2 separate regions of the Homo sapiens genome follow, and region 1 is linked to region 2. Evidence: chromatin contacts called from ENCODE Hi-C or POLR2A ChIA-PET data. All regions are on one chromosome and are shown on one strand. Each heading gives the region's core, a stretch centred on a gene start or an enhancer-like site at or near the end of the contact. The rest is flanking DNA. Distances are from core to core; before and after follow the strand shown.

What was found. Hi-C counts contacts between places; a loop is a spot of excess contacts on that map. ChIA-PET counts read pairs that join two places held with the same protein, here RNA polymerase II (POLR2A). Pooled maps may share reads with other maps.
Region 1: POLR2A ChIA-PET joins it to region 2 with 11 read pairs in activated CD4-positive, alpha-beta T cell. The contact joins two enhancer-like sites. A Hi-C loop is called at or near these places in 1 of 37 single-sample maps with no recorded cell type and 2 of 50 pooled maps. POLR2A ChIA-PET finds 5 or more read pairs at or near these places in 1 of 52 experiments (activated CD4-positive, alpha-beta T cell).

What each region holds. Positions count from the first base shown.
Region 1 is chr6:2,130,277-2,135,735 of GRCh38, forward strand. All of the region lies in intron 1 of GMDS (GDP-mannose 4,6-dehydratase), which reads right to left. Among named protein-coding and RNA genes, the nearest start is that of GMDS, 110 kb to the right of the region's middle. Within about 2 kb of position 2,300, at least 3 of the 41 ENCODE cell types and tissues checked have a DNase peak (open chromatin) inside an H3K27ac peak, as active enhancers do.
Region 2 is chr6:1,799,619-1,805,579 of GRCh38, forward strand. The region is part of intron 7 of GMDS (GDP-mannose 4,6-dehydratase); the gene reads right to left. Among named protein-coding and RNA genes, the nearest start is that of FOXC1, 190 kb to the left of the region's middle. Within about 2 kb of position 1,998, at least 3 of the 41 ENCODE cell types and tissues checked have a DNase peak (open chromatin) inside an H3K27ac peak, as active enhancers do.

The sequences.
Region 1 (5,459 bases), core at 1,050-3,549, 330 kb after region 2:
TCCCATCTCCTATAGTCTTCAAAGGTGAAAAATATTTCCCCATAAAAGCTGCTGTCACCAAAGAACCAACTTTCCCTTCCTTTGATTTACCTCCTGATACAGAGAAGCACTGCAATCCAGCAACATGATCAATAACCTCTGAATAATGAAGAATCGTTTATGTCCAGCAGCTAAGATACTCTTTACATAGCCACCCCTTCCCTCCTTTCAAGGGCAATAGCCTCGCAAACAGGTGCTCAGTGGTTGCACATACACCTCAAACCTATCAAGAAAAGAGAGCCGCTCTGTGGCCAGACACAATACCTTCTAGTATTGGGTGATGAGTGTAAGGCTAACCAAGTATCAGCATTTCAGAAAGAGGCCAGAGGCTTTCAATCATCCTTGATATTGGTCTACCATGGCACAGAATTCTCTCCCCCAAAACACACTCAGTTTCAGTACATTGCAATGTTATGTTATGTCCATGATTAGTTTGATAAGAAAAAAAAGATTTACATATAAAAAATATCAAACAGGGAAGAAATGCCCTAAAAGATTAATTTAAAAAAAAATACTTTCCCCAATGTGATAGGTTTTTAAAAAATGGTACAGACGTGTTTTTTCATTTTTTGACTGGTAGTAACACTACAGAGTTTTTGGTGTTTGTGGCCTTAATTTTTTTTTCAGGGAATTATATATACACTTTACCTATTTTTCTAGTAGGCTGTGTTTTACCAATTGGTTTGTTCTTGGAAGTATCAAGAACATGTACAAAATTGACTAATTTTCACCTCCAATAAAAGCCACTCAAAAACTGATATTTTGAAGCAGGCTAGCAAATCTTCAGTCTCTTTTATATTGCAAATGATTATTGTAAACCCTTAGTATAATATTAGAGCAAGGAAGAACGCAAATACAATGTGAACTCAGGAATTCACATCTTTGCACAACCCAACATGTGTAATAATACTACTTTCAACATACTAAAATAATTTTCTATAATTTAGGCAAACTCTATAAGAAAAATGAGACTAAAGGGTTTAAAACAAGCAGGTACAAAGGAAGCAACTGTTGGTAAGGTATAGAAAGATTAATTTTTAATTAAATGATTAGGAGAAAAACAGCACACACACACACAGATACTCCAATAAATACAGTCCCAGAAATGCTGGAGAAGCCTCAAAGGGACAACCAGTCCCCAACTTACGATGGATCCACCTACAATTCTTCAACTCTATGATGGTATGAAAACGGTACACATTCAGTACACTCCTCAACTTACAATGGAGTCCAAGATAAACCCATAATACATTGAAGATACTGTAAATCAAAAATGTACTTTTGATATTTTCAACATACGAAGGATTTATAGGGACAGACCCCCACTGTAAGTTAAAGAACATCTGTAAATCCAAAGGCATCTATTAACAGCCTACGTGTGTGCTAGGTGGTACATAATATATAGATACAGCAAGGGTGAGTCCACCTGCTCATCACTACGTGAATACAAGCATGCCCAAGGCATACAGTATCTCACTGGTTTTCCTTTTTTTTTTTTTTCTTAACGTAAGCTCCTTTTATTTGAACCTCTATTTTCCTCTCCCTCCCTCCATCCCATTCTTGCCACTCATACTGAAGTTTTCATCCATCAGAGAAAAAAAAATCTTCATATGGCCTACTATCACTACAAATGATGACAGCAGTACTAAGAAGGATAGTGAGCACTTGTACAGCACTTGGTATATGCCCAGTATGCACTAAGTGCTCTGCATTCAGTATCTTTTTAACTCTTCATAATAACCCCATGTCATTGGTACTGTTTTCATCTCGATTTTACAGATGAGGAATCTGAGGTGAATTGAGAGGTAATAGCTCAGGGTCTAATAGTTAGTAGGTAGAACAAGGATTTAAACTATGTCTACTTGTAATACATTATTTATATGGCAATTTGCTTCACTAATAGGATCGATCCCTCTATAATGGATCCTATTAGAATGGAAAATGATGGGCCTAGAGATATTTTCACATAAAATATGGCTTCTATAGAATGTATTAATAATGACTATCAAACACCCATTTGGACCATAGGTGTTATGGGATGGAGGAGGACAGGAAGGAAATAAGAAATTTAGTCCCTGCCCTATTGCTCTGAGAAGTATCTGGGAAGCCAGGCATTTCCTGGTCTAGATAGGATTATGTTTCAACATTGGCTAGGACCTCCAGATTTCACACACATCCACCCACATGTGGACAGCATGAGAATAATAACCAGGTAACCTGTACAGCTAATCAAAATGTTCTTGCTATCAGAGAACACCAGTAGATGCATGAGTCATGGACAGAAGGTGGCAAGGCTTTGTGGATGAAAGAAAAGCTATGAAATACTACCACACTGACCTCTTCTATACTGGATGGCACAGTGCCCTGGAAAAATAAATCACCACACGAGCATGAAATCAGGATTGGGAAAATACACAGGAAATACAAGAAGAATATCCCTATCAGATCCTTTTAAAGATCTGCCTAACCGGACAGTTCAGTGCTGATGTGAGTAACTCCTTTCAAGTTTACAATATACTAGCTGAAAGTTTTTAGAACCAGGGTTCCAAATACATTAATAAAGATTTGTACAGGTGTGTAGGGAAGTTAATAATAAATTAACAGTGAACTTCACACTGAAATAATAACTTCTTTGCAGTAAATAGCTACACATATTAAAAAATTAAAACTGATGAAAAATAAAATTAGAGTTCCTCTCTCCTCCCTTTCTCACTATCTCTCAAAGTGACAGGCCATACAATTAAAGGCTGTTTCTTTGCAAAGTCCATGCTTTGCAGTTCTAATCACTCGAGTGATTTATAGAGGAAATGATGTTTTGCAGGTACTCTAAAACAGAGCTGCACTTTGTCCAGTGTGCAAGGCCATGCTTAATGAAAAACTTTAAATTTGGAAGGAAAAAAACTGCAGTAAAAAGAGAAGAATTATGAAATTTTAGTATTTACTTGATTTATTAATGTTTCCTTGTGCATTTCTTTTTATAATTTGTGTCCTGGCTAAGGCAGGAAGGCAAAACAAATGTCCTTTTGTTTATGGCTTTAAAAAGGTCATAAGAATAACAAAAGGATACATAAATACTGATGACTATATCTTTCCCTATTTCACTGTACATTAATTTAACAGTCTGCTACTGAAATACTGCTGTTGGTTAAGCACAGAGTTAACTATTTAAAAATATTCTTGTCTTTTTAACCCAATTTCTTTCAAGGATATAATTAATCCAGTTAAGACCGTTCTTAAAATATGTGCAGGTCATGATAGAAATGTCACTTGTCAACTCTCTGATGCATTTCAGATCTGCTCTGCCACTATAGAGTTCCAGACAGACAGGAAACATTGTAAATCACTGAAGAAACATACAAGTTAAGAACTGTGATTTTGTTACTTAAAATTACTGAAAAATAGACAAAATTCAAGCATATATCAGGAGCGTAAATGTAGAAATCTGTAAGCATTTACCCAGAAAGGTGCAGATCATTAAACTAATAAAGCTAACTCATATTCAGTGCCCAAGGATATATCAAATTTTGTAAAAACAACTTTAAGTCACCGGAGGCAAGGAGAGCTCCAAGTTAGCACAAAGAATGTTGATTTCACCGGGGTGTGGTGACTGGGGATAGGCACACCTGGCAAAACTCCATTCTGTGGGCTACTAAATCTCTGTATTTGTTAGGTTGTGCTATATTGTGTATTTCGGTTCTGCCACCCAAAGAAGGTATCCAAAATAACTTGTGGTGGGCGTGGAGGAATCACATATTAAAAGTCCCAAAGTCTGTGCCTCCTTCATGCTTGTGCAGCTGTCTTCCAGTGTCACTGCCTTGTAGACTGCACAATCATGGTGTGATTCTAGATAGCTCAGCTCCACCACAGAAATAAAGGGGATAAAATGAACAGTTGGCGAGATACTGAGACTGCAGTTTGAACCTCTATAGGACTAATGCTTTTAGGTTGTTCTTTATTTTGTTGCTTTGCTTTCTTTTGCCAACAGCAGCGGGGGCTTAGCTCTTATTCAACCATATACTTTTTAAAATCTCTACTCAGTGGTACTGATAGAAAACATTTTCAAGATTCCACTGAAAAAGACCAGAGCTTTGTAAGGGTAGTGGAGTTCTCTAGGTGGAAAAATAACTTCCTCGCCTAATAGGGATTGGACACCACCACCCACATCTTGGTCTCAATAGCACCAAACTTTAAATTGCCAATCTAGCCAGGCCCTTATGCTAAGGCCGAAGTGAGTCTTACCTTCAGTGTAGAAGCTGAAAAGCAGGTAGGTGTCTCTGATTCAGTCTAGCCTGACCACATGCACTTTTTGGTCTAATCTTAAAATACTTAAATGTCTAACAACTACTTCTGTTTCCCAGCTATTCTCTCCTAATATTTATGATATATCTTGGCTATTTGACAGTAGATTTGAGTCATATAGTTAAGTCATATAGTTAAGTCAACTATTTGAGTCATATAGTTAAGCTATCAACTTTCTATAGACATAGTTTGCCTTATACTATAACATACATTCTTCAACCTTACACTATACAGCAAAGTATTTATTATTGTTTCTATCAAAATAATATCTTACATTCCTGTAATTTCTTATAGTTGCTAAGTACTCTTTAGATGTTTTTTCCCATTTATATCTCACAACATCCTGGTGAGGTAGCTGATATTATCCTCATTTTTCCGGATCAGAAAATTGAAGAAAGCATAAATCCCTTGTTCAAGGTCATAGAGCTAGTTAGAGAACTTGGCAGAATATGAAACCAATTTGTTTAATTCTAATTACAGTGTTATGTCCACAATACCTCTCCCTCAATCAAAATAAAAACGTTTCAACCAAAATAAGATGCCACAGCAGTTTTTTAAAGAAATTAATAAATTTATATAAAAACCCATATACAGTTTAGCACAAAATAATATTTCAAATTTAAGTATCTTCAATTATCCTTGCAATAATCCACTATCAAAAGCCATTGCTTAAACTAATCCCCCCTTTAAGTATACTAAACAACGTGCTACTGTGTGTATTTGTGTATCCGTGAGTGAGTGTGTGCATGCTTGCCTGAGCTCATTTAAAGGGATACCTTTATCCTGAGGTTTAAAAACAGTGAGGTCTGAATTTTCATTGTTAAAAGCAGATCATGGAGCAATCAATCAGCTAATAACCATCTATTAATATCTGATGTACTATGCAACATGACAGAGTAAATGAAAATAAGAATAAGATGCATTTCCTACATTTGAGTTTCTATAATCTAGCGAGAGGACAAGGAAACAACACATCTACCACATCATCATCATCATCATCATCATCATCATCATATTAGCAATGACATTAATGCCGACATTCATTCACTACATACTTCTCACATTTTAGGCCAGCACTGGCCAACAGAAATATAATGTGAGCCACATATGTAATTTTTAAT
Region 2 (5,961 bases), core at 748-3,247:
GGCAAAGCAAGGAAATCAAGAGAAATTGGCTGAGGGGCTGGGGAGGGAGGGAGAATTAAAACTGGAGGGAGACTCCAGAGAAGATGACTCTTGATATATGCATATGCTACCCATTTAATGCTGTATGTTGCCACTAACACACATTGTTGATTTCAGGGTTACAGCCTACGAAACAAACTGCGTACTTTGTTCCTAGATACACTAATTTTGGGACTCCCTCTCTGAACACACAAGAAAACTCAACCACTACTTCAAATACCTCCTCACACATTTATATCGGTTGGAGATTTGTTTAGATTAACAGACTCTCCAAGGGTTAAGATAGTAGGTCATTCATACCTTAATGTCTTTTTTTAAAAAAAATTAAAATCCCAGCTAGCTGCAATGGTCTCAGTGATTCAGAGCTTTGCAGTAAGGGAAGAGAGCAGGAGGCCAGGGGAAGAGGAGGCCAGCCTTCCCTTCCTTCCTCCCACCTTGACTAGGGCTGCTTGATGATGCCCATATGGTGGTTGGCCTCTGAAATTCTTCCTTCTCGACAAGGTCTCCTGAAATAAAATTTAGGTTTCCAAGGTGAATAAGGTCTAGTTTAAGTAACATGATATATGGAAATAAAGAAGCTTCCGATTCTGAGAACTCTGGTTGTGAACCCTAGCAACTCCAAACACAGGTTGTATTGATATTGGTGAGCTTCTTCAACTCTTTAAGTCTCAGTTTACTAATTTGTAAAAAGTGGATAGTAACACCAACCTTTCTCAGGAGGGTTAGACATCTATAAAAGGCCAGCAGAATGTTCTTATGACTCCTACTCACAACCATTTCTTTTCTTTTCTTTTTTTGAGATGGAGTCTAGCTCTGTCACCCAGGCTGGAGGGCAGTGGTGTGATCTCAGCTCACTGCAACCTCCGCCTCCTGGGTTCAAGTGTTTCTCCTGCCTCAGCCTCCTGAGTAGGTGGGACTACAGGAATGAGCCACCATGCCCAATTAATTTTTCTTTTTCTTTTTCTTTCTTTCTTTTTTTTTTTTTAAGCAGAGATGGGGTTTCACCATAATGGCCAGGCTGGTCTTGAACTCCTGACCTCAGTGATCTGCCTGCCTCAGCCTCCCAAAGTGCTGGGATTAGACATCTATTTCTTCAGAGCACTGCACAGTTATCATCAGCTCCTTAGCCCTGGGTGAAGCAGGCACAGCACAGCAAACAGCTGCAAGAAGTGGATGTGATTCTGCATCTGAAAGCACAGAGGTGGGTCTGGACCTCCAAGAATGGAGTCACACCAAAAGATGTCAAGGTGCTGAGTAAACTTCTGGGAAGAACTGCTGGAGGAGCGAACTCTGGTTATTGGTGATTCTTGAAGAGTGTGTCCTGTTTCAGGGTAGTGAATGTGACAGATCTCTGCAGCAGGCAGCTGCCACTTCATCCCTGCTCCTGAAAAGTGACACTCGGGGGATACAATCTGCTTCCAGGTGCTCCCTGGAGCCCGGACCATGAGGACCTGTGACTAGAATAGCCTGCCCAGAGCTGTAAAATGTGCTTATTCTATGAGACCTGCACCGAAATTACCTTTCAGGAACAGAGAAATATTCTGTGAGGAAGCTATGCAAGGTGGCCTCTTGAGGAAGGGGGCACAAGTAGACATTTCCAGTTTGTTCATGAGTTTTCAAAAAAGCAAGCTATGCTCCTTACAGGAATGAGAATCTTGCCTTGTTGGAGAATAATGAGTACACAGATTTTTGTGATTGTTATTCAAGCTGCCAATCCTGGTAGCTATTCAGTAGATAAGTAATTAGTAACAGTTTTGTTGGACCATGAATATCAGAGATTCATACCCTTTGAATAGAACCTTAATACAGCAGTAAAGGTTTATAGCTGTATAAAGCTGTCCAGCTGGAGTGGAGGCAACCCGCAACATTTTCCATGCAAAACCCACTCACATGATGCATTCCCCACCCCACCTCACTCCCGTCGGAGAGGCAGGGCAAAGGGAGCAGATGTTTGCACAGGAATTTTCCCAGGGCTTAATTCAAGAAGCTAAAACGGTGAGCACACCTGAGCAAATGAGGCCTGGCTCTGGCGGGCAGCCCCGGGCACAAGCCCCACATTTTTCCAAGACTATGTTTTCCGCACACAGAGGGCCATAGAGGGTAGAAAAGAAAGGCATTTTCAAGCTTGAAAGTTGGAATTCTGTCCACTTGCTATACTGTTCAACTTTATCAGCTTTCATGAGGGGACAAAGAAGAACCACAGTAATTTTTAGCTTGTTGAATTTTGTGGTTTATTTATTTACATCTCAGAGAAAGACTTCATCTAATGCTACCCTCCCACCCCGAATAAAAACGGCACTGGACACTATAATGTTGAAATAGCCACTGACCTTAAAAGCCACTGTCTCAGGCATTGCCAGTAACAAAATTGGGAGTTGGATATTTAAGCAAATTGTACTTAATAAAGGCCATATTTGCCTAAATAGAAAAACGGAGATGCAGTACCACCTAAAGTGAAAAAATGTTGAAAGTTTCAGTAGATTATTCCAATGTAAAATAAAATCAGCTTCTTCAAATATTTCAACAGAGGTACAAGTCTTCATTTGAGAATTTACATTTCCCATAAATTAATACTGTCCTAATGAATGTACAATTTTGCAGACACCAGTTAGTCTGGGATCTTGCCTATAGTCGTTACTCAATCAATATTACTTGAACTGAAGGACAAGACAGCAATCTGTGAGACCAAAAAAAATAATAAAGTTTCTACACAGCAAGCATTTTCTATAATAGGCATATCTCAAACTAATAAGGCAGGAAGTATATTTAAAAAAATGTTTTTGCTTTAGGTCTAAAAGATTTTCCTTTCCAACTATAAAACAGCTGAAATCATGTATCCTCAGCCCAACATAATTTCACGCCTAATTTATGGAAATAGAATACCAAAGGCCTCTGAAAGGGAGAGGGCAGGCAGGAGAGAAAGGATAGTGTGACATTAACACAGGGACCTGCTCCGCTGTTGTTCGGCAGGAGGTAGGCCTGGGCGAGTCTGCCCTACAGGGCGGCACAGTAAGATTCCAGCAAAAACATGTGTTATGCGGGGAGGAGGGGGCGCTCCGCTGAATGAACTTACTGTTACCTTTTTCCCCCTCTAACATAAGTCTTCTTTTTCCTGATACTGTCTGAATTTGAAACATCTAATTTAATCCATTGGAGGGCCAGTCTTCCTTTTATTTCCTGTCTGTACTGAAGCAGTCGCCTGTTTCAATTACGACTTTCTCCAGCTCCTACATTTCTTGTGCTCCAGCTGGCTCAAAGTGCACTTCCTTGGAAGGTAAAATGCACTAACTGTGCTGATCGGAGACTGATAGCTGGAGAGCCACAATATTTAATAGCTGCGCTGATAAGGAGGTTTAAAAAAATCCATTTTTGAGCCTAAACAAAAGGATATTATGTAGCTGCATGTTCAATTAAGATCTAGTTAAATTCTTTTTTCCCATTATGTGGAACCTCATGCAGGCAGCCGACATAACTCATAGTGTTATGGCAAATTTCATCGGCACTGTATGTTTGAGAAATGTTTCCCTCCTGCTTTTCAGTTAGTTACTGCTGATTTGGGACCAGCTTGGTGCAATTATTTCAAAGAACAGAAATGTGGGATTGATACGGCATTCTTGCAAAACCCTGGCTGGCTAAAAATAAGACTGTTTTGCAGTCGAGAAGGCAAAAAACGTCTCTGGGCTGTAAACACCAGTCAATGTATTTCTTTTCTGCTTTATGAAAACCACAATTTTTTTTTTCTTTTTTCCGTCTCTCCTTACTCATAGTGTAGTTTAATTACAGTTTAATCTCTTTCAGCGAGCAGCCCTTGAGACCTTATTGTTCAACCACAGTATTATCAAGGCTACAGCTACAATTTATGGCAAAAGGTGGAGGCTCCCCTTTAGAAAAACCAAAATGCTCCCTTCCCGTCCCCAAATAAATAAATAAATAAATAAATATAATAGTTACTTTATTACAAACTCACATTACAAATTTTTATTAGGCTCTAGAGATGCCAGGCCAATAATTAAAGAAATACCTGAGAGGTGTTGATCAACACTTACCCTGTTTAACTCTGCTGGGTCAATAAATCTGCAGGAAAACTTTTAAGTTAACAAGATTGTTTGGGCCTCTAGTTGCTGAAAATATTTGGTTACACTGAGGGGAAATGAGGTGGGAGAGAGTGGAGGAGAGGTTCAGAAGTAAAAAATGGACTCTCCACTTGCTTGGGGTACAGGAAATATACAGTAAAGAGTTTGCTGCAACTGAAGGGGTGAATAAGGTCAGTAAATTATTTTTGCTGCTTTAAGCTCACAGGTATGATTTAGTGTCTCTGAGTTTTAATACACATTTTGAAAGAAGTGCCAAAATCCTAGGGGTTTCAATAAAAGAGAAGGTAAAACTTGGCTGTTCACCACAAGAAAACAGATTCTAAGCATAAGGTGACTGCTCAAATTCAAGGCGAAACTTTAACCATTAATTTGTCGTTGTTTTTGTTTTTAATAAGATGCGCTGTTTCCTTTTTGTCTTCATTCTTTAAATGCTTTATGGTCAATTTGATTTGTAAATTCATTTGCTCTAAAGAAGCAAGAACAATAAAAGCTCTCTGTGCAGTTTGCCAGTCCTCACTGCTACGTGGCGAGTTCCCCTTGTGCACACCAGCTTGGTTCTAAAGAGGCCGTGGAAGCCATGCATTTCCCGTCAGTCTGAACTCACGGCTGGCCAGCGGGCAGATGCCCATGTGGCGCACCCCGGCCATCCCTGAGGCTCATCTCCACCACTGGTAACTGTGGCGTCTGCCACCTCCACTTCTCCTCTCTGCTTTTTTCTTCCCCACTGTTGGGATTCTGGGTAAAACTGTTGGCTTTATTGCTAATTTTGCCAGTGAATCAGAACTGCAGTGCGTGCTGGGCCTCAGCAGATTCACTACCACAGAACACTCAGATCTCCTATGTGTCATGAATTGTATATGCTTTCATTTAAAATTATAGAACTTCATTATACATTAACTTTATAGAAAGAAGCCAGCAAACAGAAAATTCTAAAAATTTATTAAAAACTCACTTCGAATCCTTATCAATAGGTTTTTTTTTTACATGGCAGAAATGTGTTTATTCTATTTTGTGATTTTCTAAAATTCTTTAACATCATACGCTCATTTTCAATGGCAGCTGAACTATATTACCCTTAATATTTTTTAGGCTAAAGTCATCTCTGCCAAACTTTAAGGCATAGAACACTAAGCTCTCAATGGAATGTATTTCCAAGGGCTTCAAAAGAATTAATGCCTTCGTTCGAGGAAAAACCTTGGTCTCTAAGTATCCTGTAGCCAACCTTCTAAAGAAGTTGAGTGGCTTTCTATTTCAAAAAGAAATGAAGACAGCTATCTTACCATCTATAACAGAGTGTGAACTTTCCCACCTGCTTTATTTCATTTTTGGAGCTGATGGGTCTCTCTTCAGTAACACAGAACTCATATCTCTGTCTTTATATTGTTAGATTTCTATAAGGTAAATTATTAGTTTAGTTCTTTGAGATGGTTCAATGCTAAGTTGTTGGATTTTTATTAAATATTAATATAAGAAGGGGTCTGACATTTATGCTTTATTTTTCCTGGTAGTTATATATGCACTACAGTATTACAAGATACACTGTTTCTTTTCTGACCAGGAGGAACATATCTTACTAAAAAGTGTATTTTGATGTATTGACAGTCCCCCACATACATGCCACTGTACAGAGTTATATGGTATTCTGCTGTACTGCTCTAACATGTTTACCATAAGCATTCTAACAGTACAGGGCAGCAGTTCCCAAAGTATGGTCCAGGCACCTCTGGAGGTCTCTAAGATGCTTTCGTTTGGTCTTCAAGGGCAAAACCATTTTTATGATAATACTAGAACCATACTTCTTTGGCATCCACATTCTTTCACCGATATA